Linked DNA regions of Homo sapiens: region 1 is linked to region 2. Evidence: chromatin loops called from intact Hi-C (ENCODE). Cell type or tissue: mammary epithelial cell. All regions are shown on one strand. Region 1 overlaps PDE4D (phosphodiesterase 4D). Region 2 overlaps PDE4D (phosphodiesterase 4D).

What was found. Hi-C counts contacts between places; a loop is a spot of excess contacts. Peaks named below come from ENCODE experiments on the same cell type or tissue, not always from the same donor. Only the 100,000 strongest peaks of a DNase experiment are listed, where the experiment ranks them.
Region 1: it touches region 2 in a loop (8-fold over the local background); 4 of 110 quality-filtered maps call a loop at or near these places.

What each region holds. Positions count from the first base shown.
Region 1 is chr5:59,271,299-59,279,298 of GRCh38, reverse strand. All of the region lies in intron 1 of PDE4D (phosphodiesterase 4D), which reads left to right. Among named protein-coding and RNA genes, the nearest start is that of PDE4D-AS1, 240 kb to the right of the region's middle. In mammary epithelial cell, no CTCF peak of the experiment used is centred here; a DNase peak (open chromatin) is centred at 3,178; H3K4me3 peaks cover 1,236 bases; H3K27ac peaks cover 1,463 bases.
Region 2 is chr5:59,190,612-59,198,611 of GRCh38, reverse strand. PDE4D (phosphodiesterase 4D) reads left to right here. Exons shown (of 15, transcript NM_001104631.2): 3 at 5,076-5,112. Among named protein-coding and RNA genes, the nearest start is that of PDE4D-AS1, 150 kb to the right of the region's middle. In mammary epithelial cell, no CTCF peak of the experiment used is centred here; a DNase peak (open chromatin) is centred at 4,481; H3K27ac peaks cover 2,308 bases.

The DNA.
Region 1 (8,000 bases), 81 kb before region 2:
ACAATAGAGAATAGCAGGAAACTGTAAAAACTGCAGTCCCCTGGTCTTTTTTTCTAAAAAGTTAGTTTGACATATCTGGAGTACTGAATTTCAGCATATTTGAGAGGCCTGAATATTTAGTTGATATATAATATGGCTCTAAGAAATATGCTCATGATAGATTGGAAAGTATAGAATATCTATTGTAATCTGAAAATAGGAATTTAGAGAACAGAAGATTTGATAGTAGGCAGAGTATTTGAAAATAGTAATACTTGAGAAAACCTGAGTTGTATAGTAAAATTACTCCGTAACACCTCATTCAGTTGGCTTCATTTAATGTTTAATGTTTAATCCATGGATAAATGTCATAAGTCTCACAAGTCACGCTCACCATTGGATGATAAGAGAAAGGGAGATCACATTTTAGGTGCGCACAATCTACCTGTATGCAATTGACGCTTTCCATGTAAGTGTTGCCAAGTTGTATCGGGGCACCATTAGTGGTATGAGACAGACTTTAGGAGTTATTTTGGACTCCTTTTTTTCTATTAATATATCTTATATTTTGGGGGCAAATTATACCAGTATATTAAATCTATTTACAGAATAAATATAAAGTTACCTTTTATATTCAGTTTAAGTTTTTTTAAAAAGTGAGTCAATTAAGAAAAATATCAAATCATGGTATAGATGGAATGCTAATATGGAAAGAATTATGAAGGTGGTGTTATGACTGAAGTTTCAGAAACATCAAATGACATAGTCATTTGATTCAACAAAACATCTACAGATGGATGACCCAATGGATGTATACATCTATGGTACAGTCTATTGAAATGTGGTAACAACCAGAAAGTAAAAGGTCCATACATTATACAATTCAGTACAACAGGGAAATACTGAGAAATAATCGCAGCTTCTGGATCAAAAGCATGGGCCACATGGTTCCTAAATCCAGTCTCCCCATATTCAGGCCTCCTCATCAGCCTGCATGCCATCATATGCTTGCATGCTAACAGGAATTTCGAGGGAAATGCCATATCTTTTCCATTTGGGGAAGCTTTTCAGAGGGAAAACTACAGGATGCTTAGATAACAAAACATTCTTTCAGAAATGTTCATGTGAGAAATGGTCTTACAAGTGGATAAAACTCTGTAACATCAAATACATACTTTTTTTTTATTCTGTCACTACCTTAAATATTAGGAGTAGAAGCAAAACTTAAATTTAAATCTCAATGGTCTTACAACATAGCGCATCTTTCTTTCTCTGTAATGGCAACCTTGATGTACCAATCCAAAAACTTTGAGTATTCTGGTTAGTTCCATACATTGTCAGATTCCCCACTTAAGTTTGTTTTTGCCAGGGGAGAGGGACGATTTCTTAGTCATTATGGTACTATTATACAGTCTTTAGTAGATGCCCAATAAGTGTGTTAGGTTTTCAGAGAAAGATTCTTGGAAGATGTAGAATGTTGGGCAAGTAAGCAAGGAACAGCACATGGGGCTGCACTAAACTTGTGTGTGTGTGACAGAGAAGGGAGTAGCATCAGGCTAAATAAGCTCATTGTAACATGGATCTGGGGGACGGTAGAACACAGGCTAATTATTTCTGGAGAGTTGAAAACTCAACAGTCAGACATTACATTCTCTGATCATTGTCATTTGCTTTCTGAAATGGCAACTGGAAGCTATTTGGTAGACCTTACATGGAGGGAACAGTGTTTCAAATAAATAGTAGTTGCCTAATTTTACTTGGTTTGCTTTTGTTCTTTCTTTTCCCACATTTAAATTCCAATAAGAAAAAAATTAAACCTCTTCCTCTAAATCCCCTCTCCCCTAAAAATAATTAGTCTCACAAAACTTTTAAGTTTCCAAAAAAATACATGATTAATTAACCTGCTTTAAAATGCCAGCAATATACTAGACATGGGACAGTGCTAAGAAAGTGTGAATGTCCCCTGGCAGTCATAAGGAAACTGAAAAGCTTAAGGGGATAACTATGTGGAAAGCAATTTATTGGCATTTACCGTAAGAGGCCTGAGAGTCATTGAAAGAAGACTAAGTCACAAATGCACCTTGAAGTGTGACCAGGGGAGCAGATGAAGGGTTTGTTGTAAGAAGCAGCCAGAGCCTCTGGCGGATGCCGTACTACATTTTCCAAGTTGTTTGGGTGGGTCACAACTGCACTCCAACATCCTGTCTGCAAATGCTAAATAAACACCAAGTTCACGTCAGACTAGAGAACCAACGTACTAGCTAATGCCATTTAAGCAATCAGAATGCTTACATTATTTTCACTTGGTAATTCACATCCAAAATAATTGAAGTTGGCACACCCAGAGGAGTATATATCCTCTGTGTAGATGTTCAGAGAGATAGGCAGGCTGGTCAACTGTTCCTTCTGTTGGGAGCAATTGGAATCAGCTTAGATTATATCTACTGTAATAGAAAATATTTTATATTTAGGAGGTGGGAAAGGTTTTGGCCTTCGAAATAATAAGAGATATTGACAAGATATAAAGCTTCATTCCTTACTGAAGAGCTGTTAAGGATTAGCAAACCCAAGTCTTTGTGTGTAGAGATGAATGAAATTTGCATTTTTTTTAAAAAAAAATAAGGTTTAGAAAACATTGTGCAAGGGAACAGCCTTAATACGTGCAGCCACTTGTCCAGGAATAATACATTCAATTTTTCAGTTTAAAATTCCAGTATGTTCTGATCCAAGGGTGCCTGTTACACTCTGCTGAATTTTTAAGAGGTAATTTACATCTCTACAACCAACTCCAAAGCATGACATTTCATTACATCCGCTCAAAATGAACAGCTGCTAAGTCATCAAGTTCTCTCAACTTTGCTTCTAAAGAGAAAAGTTTAGTTTTAGTGCTTCAGTGAAATACTTTTTTGAAAGAATGACTTTTATAAAATTCATTTGTTTATTATGGTAAATAAACAACTTAATGGCAAGGGGTGTGTTCCTTGTAAAGGTGATCACGGAATGTTACCCAGAATAACACAGACATCTCATTTCCCAGAGAAGGAAATGGTTTTATAAGTTTTGTGAGGTCTCTTGTCTGCTTGGCCGGTTTACAGTGCTGGTCTCTGGAGCTGATCCGCCCCTTTGCTTTGTAAGTCTCAGCAATTGACGAGGCTAGGCTGGGCGCTGGGCTTTTCTTTTTTTTTTTTTTTTTTTTTCCTTTCTCACTGCCCTGCGGTGTTTTGAACTGCCTTCTTACAGACGTCATACAGCCCTTGAGGAATAGTTTCTGCCTGGTGAGATTGAATGATAGTTCTCATTCACAAAACCCTGGATTCTAAGCAGGGACACACAGAAATTACTTTCGCAGGTAAATCAGCCCACCCAGCCAAAGTGTGGAGAGATTTGTTCCTTGGCTGACTTCTTTGCTCCACGGAGAGGAGTGTTTTCCTGTGCTTGCCCTGAAATGGAACTTCCTTGACAGCTCTCCCGTGTTACAGTACCTCCCGGTCATTTTCTTTTTCTCTCTCTCTACCTGCGCTCTTCGAGTGTCAGAAACCTTTAAAGCTGTTACTATGGAATTGCAAAAAAGAGATCAAGTGACTCTTTCACTATGCTGGTTTCCCTTGTGACCCAGATGAAGAATCAATTCAGAATTCAGTTCCTCCCTTGGCATTGCAAGACACAGAAGAAACTGTCACTTCCTAACAGCCTAGTACTGGAGTAAATTCAGTATGAAGGAAGAAAGCGCTCCTGCGTGTTAGAACCTTGCCCATGAGCTGGACCGAGGACAGGAGATGGACTCCAGGAAAATTGGATTTCTTCAAGCAGCCTCCCTTGGAAATGGAATATCTTTAAAATCTTCTTTGCAGAAAGACAGTTAGAATGTATTAATCAGAATAGTTGAAGACTTATTTTCCTTTTTATTTTTTTTCAAAATGAGCATTATTATGAAGCCAAGATCCCGATCTACAAGTTCCCTAAGGACTGCAGAGGCAGTTTGGTAACGTTCTTTTCTCTCATGCTTTTCCCCTTTTCTCTTTTAAGATTGACGTACTCCTTGAGTATTTAGTAAGTTGTGTGATGTCGAGGCTTTGTGAAAGAAGGCAGTATTGGCGGCTCTTTTATTCTTTATTTTGTTCCCAAACTCATGTGCTTTAACCAAATGGGTGCTGATTTTTTTTTTAATTCCTCTTGGACTGTAACAATTTATCTGATGATAATTTTTAAAGGAGGAAAGAAACTTGCAGATATGTTGGGAGTTTTGAAAATGAAAACTTGTCATTTTTCAGTGTTTGATTCAGTTGCTTGTTTTCTTATCTTCTTTGCTTGCTGCAAGCAGGCTGGTGGTTGACAGGCTTTGCCCTTGTCTTTAAAAGCAATACCCTCACTTTTAGCACAGATGTGTTAGAAATTAATAATGTTATTTATATTTAATCATACACATGAAACAAACTTGAATTTAACTATGTGGCTAAATGTATATCAAGTTGCTTATCATTCATTCATCTCTTATGTTTTATTTTATTAGAAATGATTCCTAGTAATTATATTTTTGGTTATTTTAATGCTTTTACTCTGATGAAAAAATATGTCAGTTTCAATGTATTCTAATGTTCTATTATTTCCCCAATGGTGATTTGATATGCTAATCAGCATATGGCATGGCCCTTAAGGAGTATTTTCCAACAAAGTAACTTTTTTTTCTACAATAGGTATTTACAAAATACTTTTATGGCTATTTTAGGGGTTAGTCTTATTTTGTTTTTCTTAGTGATTGATTATAAATAACTAAGCTCACCTCTTTGAAATGGAAATAATCATACCTCACACTGGGGAAATAAAAGCAATGATTGAAGTGAGGTGGTTGAGAATGGGAGGAAAACAGGCCAGCAAAATATGCATTATCATGTGAGCAGGCAAACACACATGTAAATACTCAAATTATTTGCGTCAGGAATTTAGCTTGTGTTTTTGTGGATAGGTTAGCCTTTGCTGTTATTGTAGTGTTTTACAGTCAACCAGAAACAAGAATTGCCCCATCCGCAGTATTTCTGTGAGTTTTAATAAATTATAGATGAAGATTTTGTCTCTTAACGTTACTTGCCATTTCTTACAAAATAACACGTGCAATAAATTATTCCTTGAGTTTATTTAAAGAAAAGATTGCATCTGCAAACAAATTTGGAGAGTCCTGTCCTTTTTTTCCTCAAACAATAAATACTGGAAAATCCTTAAAATCCTTGTATGAATTACCATAGCTAATATAAATCACCAACATGAGTAAACAGAATTTATAATATACATGAATTTAACTCATTTATAATTTATACCATTCCTATGTGAAAAGATGTTACTACTTTAAAAATAGTGTTTAACCAAACTATTTCTCTTTTTGTCTAAACTGCCAGGAGATGTATTTTCAAATTCAGGTTTCAATTGGAAATAATTTGTTCATTTCAGGAGATGAGTAACATTGACACCCTTTACCTCTCTGAGATTATCATAGTCTATTTTTATCCACAATTATTATATTTTTTGTTTTAAATTGTATGGGATATTTTCATAAGTCAAGCCACAATTTAAAATGCATTTTTAAATATTTTGATTTGTTAATGTGTGTATTTTTCCATTTAACTAAAAATATTCTCCATAGACTTGGGGATAGAATGATTTCTGTGTAAGAAATAAATCTCTCTCTATATATGCATGATTCTTAGATTTAACTACACACTATAGAAACCTCTCCAGTTATTAATCTTACATCTGACTTAATAATATAACCGCTTGGGTATATCACTGCAGCTGCCAAAAAATTTGGCCTGAGGGTATAATCAGCTGTAGTAACAGTTTTGCCATTTTATTATCCGTCTATCAGTCAAATATTAGACACATCTATTATATTTATTTATTTAATTACATGTATAAAATCAATATAGATTATAGATTTGGTATATAGAGAAAATATATGTTTGTGTGTATATATATGTATACACATACATACACACACACATGTTTACTTGAGCATTAAAAAAACCCAAACGGCCTCTCTTCTTGTGCCTCTGCACATAAAGGCCACAGGCCTCAAATTGCTCAGAGGGACAATGTTTTCTCACCAGTGTTGCTGTCTGCATTTCTCCACCACCACCCTACCCTCATTCCTTTTCAGTTGACTTCCCATGAGAGAGACCTAAAACTTTGCCATTTATCTCTTTTTCAGATGTTTATTTGTTTCCAGGTTGATCTCCAAAATACTTTGTTCTTGGGACACATCTTTCTGGCTTTACCATCTTCACTCTGATTACATAAATCTATTTTGTGTTCCATTGGTCTACTTTCTCCAAATCTGTCTACTGTCCTCCGGGATTCCCTAAAGCCAAACATTACGTTTGGAAGTTTGTTGTATTGTGCAAGAATCCAATGTTTTGGATTACTTCTTTACCTTTTTCTATTTGTTTCTCTCCAAGTATCATAAAAAGCAGTCCACACTAACTTGTCCTTACAGCCTTAATTAAATTGCTATGAGATATTCACATTTTAAATGGGATTTCATGGCAAACTTGTATTTTATACCCTTCCTCTTATTAAAGGTCAGCCTGTTATAATTAAAATTTTATTAATTTCAAGACAAAATACAAATAACCTTAAAATTAATCTATTTGTCTCTTTGTAACATAGGTGTCCAAATTTAGGGTTTATTTAATAAAGGTGTATACTAGGTTGCTTTTATTTAAGGAACAGTTATTTATATGCCACGTTCTAGCAGAAAGTGATTATAGTATTTATTCTTAAGCATTATTTTAAAAAAATGTGCCTGCATGAAATTGAGAAAAACTTTATATATTTTCTTATGCTCATAAAGCTAATAAAATTAGCAGATTCATTGATTGCAGAATTGTTTGCCTTTCTTGCATATCTTAAATTCAGATTTAGTCAGTTGTTATATACTATGAAAATATTACCTTACATATTCCTTGATATCTCTTTAACACTTTTATAAACATTTATAAACATTTCCCAGGGATACTTCTCATTAATGTAATTAAGACTTGTGATTTAGTTTAAGTAAGTAAAACATTATTAGTCTTACAAATATAAATATAAAGAGAAGTTTAGTCAATGGAAGTGGACTTTTTTCTTTCCTGCTGACAGAACAGTGTTTAGGATTTATGTGTTACATGTAAGATCATTCATTATGTAATCTGAAAATAAAAGAGATGCTACTGTTCAAAATATGACTGTGGTTGTTTTTAAAGCAAATTTTAAAATTGGTTATTGTATATGTAATAGTACTTATACTTTTCATTATAAGTATTATTATGTAATAAGTATACATGTAATACTTAGGTTTGTAGATGCAGAAAAAATTCTGGAAGACTCTGTCCAAGCTTTTGGTAGTGGTTATTTTTTAGGAGTAAAAAAAAAAATGGTAGGAGTGAAGGTAAGGGGGACTGCCTCTCTTTTCTTCACTGTATTTGCATATTGTATGTAGTTTTTATCAATAAAGTATTATATATGAAAGTTTAAAATATTAAAAATATACCTACTATATGTATTAGCAAGCTCATCTTTATATATGCCAATATCTACTTAGACATTAAACCACAATTTGCTCAGGTTATATAATATGCAAATGAGTATTTCAGTACTGGTTGGATACAATTTTCTGAATTTTCTTGCAACTCTGACCAATGGAGGATTATAATTTTTTTATTAGCTCTTTTCTCTTAAGGTTGTAAAAATCTAGACTGGCTTAGCATTCTTATTTTGGCCTCATGATCACAGTGGAAAGCATTCATATAAGCTAAAATGTCCAATTTTATAATTGAGAATCAAAAAGATGGAATAACATTAATATGTTGGAAGGAAAATAACCCATTAACCCCATTATTCCATCCTCAGTTATTCTCATTTTCAACTTACCTTACATATCTTAAATAGCTGTAAATACTATTTCTGTACTCTGCTTCTTCATTTAACATATCAATATTTTTCTATTTTTGGCCAGGCGGCGTAGCTTGCTCCTGTAATACCTGCAATTT
Region 2 (8,000 bases):
CAAGTCTTTCTCTTTGGGAGAGACAAGGCTCGCCAGGACTAGTGAAGATGACTCTGGTTCACTTCCTGGTAACCAGGGAAGGTGACAGAGCATGTGGCACCTCCTTGGACATCATGAAATTTAAAACCAATGTGACACTGACTCCCACAGTGACCTACAGTGGCTCATCCTGGCTGTTCTAGAAGTTTCTGCACTTGCATTCTGCTGTGACTGTTACCTTGGTACCAATCTCATCTCTCACATACATACATATGTGCATACATACATACATGTATACATGTGTGCATACATACATACATATAGACACGCAGTGTCAAAATGACTTTTTTTCTGAGCCTTCCTATCCCTCATTCATTCTCCGCCTGTCCTCCATGAACACTCCAGTTCTTTTTTTTAAAAGAGCTGTATTTTCCTTAAAACAGATCACAGCTGTTTTTTGTTAAGGGTTGTTGTTGTTATAATTGTTTTTATTTAAATGAAAGACAGTATTGCATCATCCTCACCCAAAATTCACATTACCAGGCGGTACAATTTCAAAATGTCCAGGCGATATTCACTGTGTGACTTTGAATCTAGCTTTTCAGTCACTTTATAGAGACCCTAATAGTCTCTTCCCATCTCAGAAGAGACTCAGAAAAATATTTAGCCAAGTAGGCCTAGGAAGCCCCAATTTATTACATTGTATTGTAATCCCTCCCAGCCCCACTTTACGTGGCAAGGCGCTTTAAAAAGCTTCTGTGGGTAAAGTTGTTCAGGTGCAAGATTTCAGAATTATTTTATTTCATAGGATTTTTTTGAGCATATGTGATTATTCAGTTCATTAAAACCCACACATACTTTAAACCAAATCATATTCACAAAGTGAATCTTCTGTTGATCTTAACTACCAGATCTGTTTTTAAATGATTATAAGCAAAGTGTAAGACACAATTCAAAGATATGTTTGTATTATATTTATTTTCTTCTAACCACAAATAAAAATAGGTTTTACTTGCCTTATTCTCCTAGTGACAGTATGTCTGAAAAGATCTGTTTTAATATTGAGTTGAGGACTTAGACAAAGATTTTAAAATTATATGTTAGGTATATATTCAAAGATAATTTAAGCATGACATACTTTTGAAAATAAATGGATAGGCTATAACCTGCCGTTTATCGAGGACATCTGCCACTGAAATGCTAGGTATCATTTTACTGTTACTAAAATGAGACCATCTTGAGATATTTGGCAGAAACAATTTCTGGGCAATTTATTAAAAAGTAATATATTTCCTTCACTAAAATGATAACTGTCTTTATGCTTTCATAGGGAAAAAAGGCTGGTAAATTATCATAAATATTGTAAAGTGTATTACTTATAATACTTATAAAGGAGATACAACCAAAGAGAAAATTAAATGTTTTAATAAATATGCAACCCTTTTGAGTTTTGAAAGATTCAAATCCACTGCAATCTATATAAAAAATTAGGAGACATATTTCCATGGATTCATTTCAGATTGATGATGTGCCTTGTCAAGATGACTTAGTCCTGAAAAAAATAAACTTTATAGTAGGTCAATTATAAAGAATAAAATGAAAGAAGAGACTATAGCTTGGGACAATAAGAAGATGTCATATTATTTTAATTTTGGTTATCTGAACTGCCTCTCATCCATTTTACAATACAATGTCTTCAGCTTGGCCATGCACTGAAGCAGATGAATAGTTTATCAGACTGGCAAATCAAGTCGGCATAGGTGGCATGTCTTTTCTCCTTGTGTAATATACCTCCCATTATGGAATTTTTAATAACATTTTTTAATGTCAGAAACCATTGAACTATCTTGAATGCAATATATGTAGTATATACACCTATTGAAAATGTTTTTTGTCTTCGGACTTCTAACACACTACACAGTTTACTGATTTGTCCACCACTCCCAAGAATGTTTGGCTTCAAATGAACTCTAAAGGTGCCTTTATGTGTGTAGAAATTTGTCAAATGCTGAAGTGTTTAGCTCTGGATTTTGTCTTCATGCTTTTTAAACACTGGTGTATCTGTAAATATTTCTCAGTTGTTTTGTGAGAGTTAGGCTACTGTTTCAAAATAAGTACATAAGAGAAATTGCAGCCCTATATTTACCTATATGACACAGCCAGAAGGGAAAGTCAGAATGATGGGCCAAGGAAGAAATGTAGCTGGCCAACCCTGGCATCACTTTGTAATTTGCATTTATTGGGCCATTTTCCTAGAGCTTTATTTTTAATCTTTTTAAGCTGTTCCATAGGAATCAGCCAATGCATATCACAAAAGGGGACCATTCCAGGTATGGCTGTGCAGCTTACTACCTGCGTGTCTTTGTGTTAAATCTCTTAATCAATTTGAGCTACAATTTTCTCATCTGAAAAATGGGAGTAATGTCACCTACCTTGCAACATTGTTGTAACAGCTGATGATTGTATATAAAATACACTTGCTGTGATAACATTCTTTTTACTTTTGTAAATGCTTGAAATTTTCATATCTTTTTTTCCCCAGAACTTTTTCTTTCCCCCAGAGCTTTTAATGCTGTCATCGTCCCTCTCTCTCTCTCTCTCAACTACCACTGATTTAGTTTAGGTCCTCATCTCTTCTTTTCTCTACACTGGTCTCCCTGCTTCCATTTTTGCCCCTTTAAAGCCCTCAATCTTTTATAGACCTGTCACAGGGTCTCAAGAGTCCTTCTTAGCGAAGTATCAGTTTTCTGAGTCTTTGCAATTTCCTGACTGCATAGGAAAGCAAAAATCATTATGATTTAAAAGGTTTTACTACTGCTGCTAATTATTATTATAGAAATGTTTATTGAACATTTACTGTGTGGTAAGCACATTTTTCAGCACTTAACATTATTAATTTATTGAATCCCAAAACATCACTCTATGTATGTGCTGTTATCTCCATTTTACAGATGAAGAGGCCAAGGGAAAGTGAAGTTTAATAACTTGCACAATTTCACACACCTAGTATGTGGCAGAGCTGAAATTCCAACCCAAACTTCCATCAGAGAGTAAAATCCAAGTTCTTGTACATTTCATACAAGGGCTCTGTGATCTGCTGCCTGGCTCGTTACCACCCATGATTCTGAATTTCCTGCCTTCCATGGCATTCTCTAGAATCACCGAGCTTCTCGTTGCAGCTCTGTATCTGCTTCTTTCTCATCTAGGCAGCTGCTCTGCCTCCTTGGCTTCATCCCTCTCTGCTGGCTCCCACGGGCTCAATGGCCTCCTTGCCACTTCAGTGCACCAGGCCTGCTCCTACCCTGGGCCATTGTTCTAGGAAAGAGCCTTTCTGGGCTTGACCTCAGAAGACCTTTTTTTTTTGAGAGTCAAGGTAAATTATGTAAATTATTTATTGATGACAGAAGAACACTATCTTAGTCCAGTTTCTGTTGCTATAACAGAATAGCATAGACAGGGTAATTTATATAGAAAAGAAGTTTATATCTTACAGTTCTAGAGGCTGGGTAGTTCAAGGACATGGCATCAGCATCTGATTAGGATATTTGGGATGCATCATCCCAAACAATGGAAAAATGGAAGGGCAAGTGAGCACATGCAAAAGAGAAAACATGAGGGGCTGGGCTCACTTTATAACAACCCACTCTTATGATAACTAACCCCCTCCCACCATAACAGCATTAATTCATTCATGAGTGTGAAGCCCTCCTGACCTAATTACTTCTCACAGGCCCCCACCTCTTAATACTGTTGCAATGGCAATTAAACATCAACATGGGAAAATACCTTTTTCAATTGACATCCTGCCTCTACCACTTATTAGTTTTTAGACCTTATGCCCTCTCTGAACCTCAGTTGCCTCTTCTATAAAATGATCATAAAACCCAATGTCCTACCTTCTTAGAGTTCTAGAGTTCTATGAATAATCTCTACAAAGAGCAGGTGCCCCTTGAAAAACATGATTCTGGAACTAAGGGGGTGTAAAATAACACATGCTTCCTTTACATTGTTTTTTCCTTCTTCTGCTTTTATTTCCCACATTTTTATTTTCAAGATCTCCACATGGTTTGATGACGACCACAGCACCTATTCTAGCTATTGGTAACAATTTATTGAGTAACATCATCCATATGCTCCCTGTGCCCCAGCATGTTTCATGGGTGTTGTTTTGGGTCACTCAGGTTGTTTTCAGATTGTTCATGAGTGAGCGAAAAGTTTATTTGCACTGTTCTCAGGGCCATGTCCAGGGAGCTGTCTGTGTTGAATAACAGCATTCACTTTTGATTTAAGAATTTTATCTAGCTAGATCAAGAAATAGCTGATGGTGACTCTGGAAATCCTTGTCTCAAATTATTCATGCTAAGAAATACCACAAAAGAACCCTGGGCCCCAGTTTCTCACTTTCCTCTAACTGGAATGTTGCACAACTTTCCTTGCCCTTCCCTGTCCCTCCAAGACACGTCATGCTGACACCTTGCTCCCATACCCCAGGCACGGTGTAGCTGGGGTTGCTGCAGCAACAGCACACAAGGAGTAACATTTCCCAGTGACTACAGTGGCTGGGATGAGTCAGTTGAACATTTCACTGGGTTTTTATTAGTGTATGATGCAGTCCCATGTCATCTACAGTTCCTAGCCTGTCCAAGACTTACACGGGATGATGTGGAACACTCCATGCTAATCACCTTCAAATATTAGATGGTCAAGGGTTCTCTCACTGAAGTCACTGCATTGCTGGTTCCTTCCACAGCACCCCTTACTAATATCTACAGTAAGAGGCCAAAAGTAAAACTCAGGCCCCACTGCTGGAACACCATTTCTACTATTGCATATCCTGTGTGCCTAAAAAGCAACAGTGACCCTGGCTGATGATCAAGAAGCCCCTCTTTTTACCCAGGGAGTTGGACAATTGTTAACATCCCAGAAGACATATTTTTAACCCAGTTGCTGGGAAGAACATGTGCTGAAGTATAAGGATGGAATCACTGTAATTCTCTATGGGAACTCATGAAAGTGGAACTTGCCGTTTAATATTGAACGACACTGAGCACAGAGTTATTGATGATTTCTAATGCGGGATTTGGTTTATTTTTCAGACACGGAGATGACTTGATTGTGACTCCATTTGCTCAGGTAAGCACAGCTTGGTGAATGGGCAGGTTTCTCACAGATGTAAAAATTTAATTTGGGGAATTAGTTCGGGTTATTAATTTAATTTAATTTTAAATCAAGCACAAGTACAAATACAAATTCTTGGTTCATTCAAGCAATTCAAAAGCAATGCTAGAGAAAGTGACTTTGGCTATATTAATCTGTTTCCTATAAACCCATAGTACCAAAGAGTGTCTTTGCTTCAAATAATAAATTAGCTAAGGGATATACTTAATTGGGCTCATACTGACATAAGCACTAGAAGCAGAAGGCTATATCATGGCTTAAGTTATGTTTAGTATAATTAGGTACATGATCAGTGCTTGAAATTCAATATTCCAATTCAACCCAATACCTTATTTATCTCTTTTTTACATATGCCATTTGTGCAGAGATTTAGCTGAGTGATGTGTTGATGTTTACTTCTTCCTTCTAGGCATACAAATCATGAAAATACTTTAACCACATGACATATGTGCAAGCAGGTGATAACATGATCTAAAATGTTTGGGAATATAAATATGAAAGAGTTGATGACCAGATGTTCTATGTATAGACCAATACTTCTCAACCCTACCTGCACGTTAGATTAACCTAGAGACCTCTTATCCCAGTGCCCAGGCTGCAGCCCTGGTCAATTAAATCCAAAAATTTGGAGATCTGTTACAAGCATCTGTATTTGTTAAAGGCCTTAGTATTTTTCTAGTGTGCAGGAGAAGTTGAGAGTCTCTGGTATAGACAACTAAGGGCGGAATGAGATAAAACTGATTTAACCTGGGGCATGAAGCAGGTTTAAAACCAACACTGATGAGTAAGAAATGTTAAATATTAAAATGCAAGTAATCCTGAGAGGTTGTAAAAATTATAATCAGGCCTATATCATACATCAAGGTGCTCTTGCACCTTGGACAACTCACTTAAATTTTCTGGGTCCTCTTTTTTTTCAACTGGTAGAGTTAGGGGACTGAGCTGGATGAAAGACAGTCAGATCTAGTTAAAACCCTTTCACCGCCTCTTGCCAACTCAATGGACTTGAGCGAGTCACTGAACTTTTCCAAGCCTGGTCTCTTCCTCTGTTAAATAACAGTTCCAAGAGTACCCACCTCATAAGATTGCTAAGACACTGAAATAATACCACGCTTATAAAATGCTAGGCACAATTGCTTGAAAATATAATATTATAAAAACTTTGTGATTGGTTTAAATGTATAGAGCTGAAAATGTTCTTTCATTTCTAAAATGTCATAAGTATTATTTTTTAAATGGATAATAGGGTTTAGATAGTAGGATTATGTATAGTTCTACTTTTTAAAACTTTCCAAACTTTTATTACTGTAACTTAGACCTATAATATAATCAATTCATAAGTAACATAATGTATAATAGTAACTTTTTAAATTAATGCAGGCAATTAAAAATAAAATACAATCACCATCCTTTTCAGATGGTTAATATCTTGTTTGCTGAAGGTTTTGCTGGAGATTATGAATTCTTTCTAGTACCTGTATTTCTGTGTCCAAAAAATTTACACTTGTATGATTTAATAATATGATGTGATAGCAAAATCTTATAAAGCTGAGGGTTTTTAATTGATTACTATTGAAAACTTATGGCCGGGTGCGGTGGCTCGTACCTGTAATCCCAGCACTTTGGGAAGCTGAGGTGGGTGGATCACCTGAGGTCAGGAGTTCGAGACCAGCCTGGCCAACTTGATGAAACCCTGTCTCTACTAAAAATACAAAAAAATTAGCCAGGCATGGTGACGGGTGCCTGTAATCCCAGCTACTTGGGAGGCTGAGGCAGGATAATTGCTTGAACCCGGGAGGTGGAGGTTGCAGTGAGCCAAGATCATGCCACTGCACTCCAGCCTGGGTGACAGAGCAAGACTCTGTCAAGAAAAAAAAAGGAAAGAAAGAAAACTTATAATTCTATATCTAAGACCTCAGAGAGAGGTGAACAGACAAAATATGGCATAACAATGTAAGTAACATCATCAAACATAGAACCAATCATTCCAATTTGAGTTCATTCAAGTAGCTATTCTTGTTTCTAACCAAATGATCTAGGTATTATTATAAGAAAAAATATATATAAATATTTAATAACAAATGAAAAAAGGTCTGTGTATGATATATGGTCTTTTACATCAAGTAATATTTATTAAGCTGCAACAAATAGATTAGTAAATTGGACTTGAACCCTGCCATCAGTGCTCTTAAATTCCAAGGAAATCTAGTCTTTTACCTGATTAGATATTTTCTGTAGTGTACCTATAATCTCCAAGGAAAAAAAACTAATGGAATTTCAAGATATTGGGAAATACACACATATATGTAATTTAGTCCATGTTAGTAAGCTATTTAAATAAAAAAGATGTGTACTTAATATACTTGAAATTAGAACTTGGAATATAAATCAGCTGTATAATTTATAGGCATATCTGATGCCTAAAAATAATCCCATAGTATATTAAGTCTTTGCTTATGATTAGCTAAGTGACTCATAACACCTTGTAGAGAGTGGTCATTACTTGAGAGGCTGCCGATTTTTTTTAAGGGGCTTCATCATGGTTTTCACAAATGGCCTTTTACTGGAGTATAAGACCTGGAAAGCCCCACTAGAATTAAAAACAAAACAAAACAAAAAACTGTTAAGCCCTGAAGAGTTTCACCACTCTTCATAGAGCATCTGTGGGGAGGGGTTAAGAGAGAAGTCCCAGTGAGTATGTTTGAGTGGCCTTCTCTTAAACCCTGTTGGACATGATTGGCATGTTTTGCTGACCCAATCACTAACTTCTCAAATTTTCTTTAATACAAAGTAAAGCACTTACCACTTAATGGTAAGTGCTATTTTAGCATTAACTATTTAAA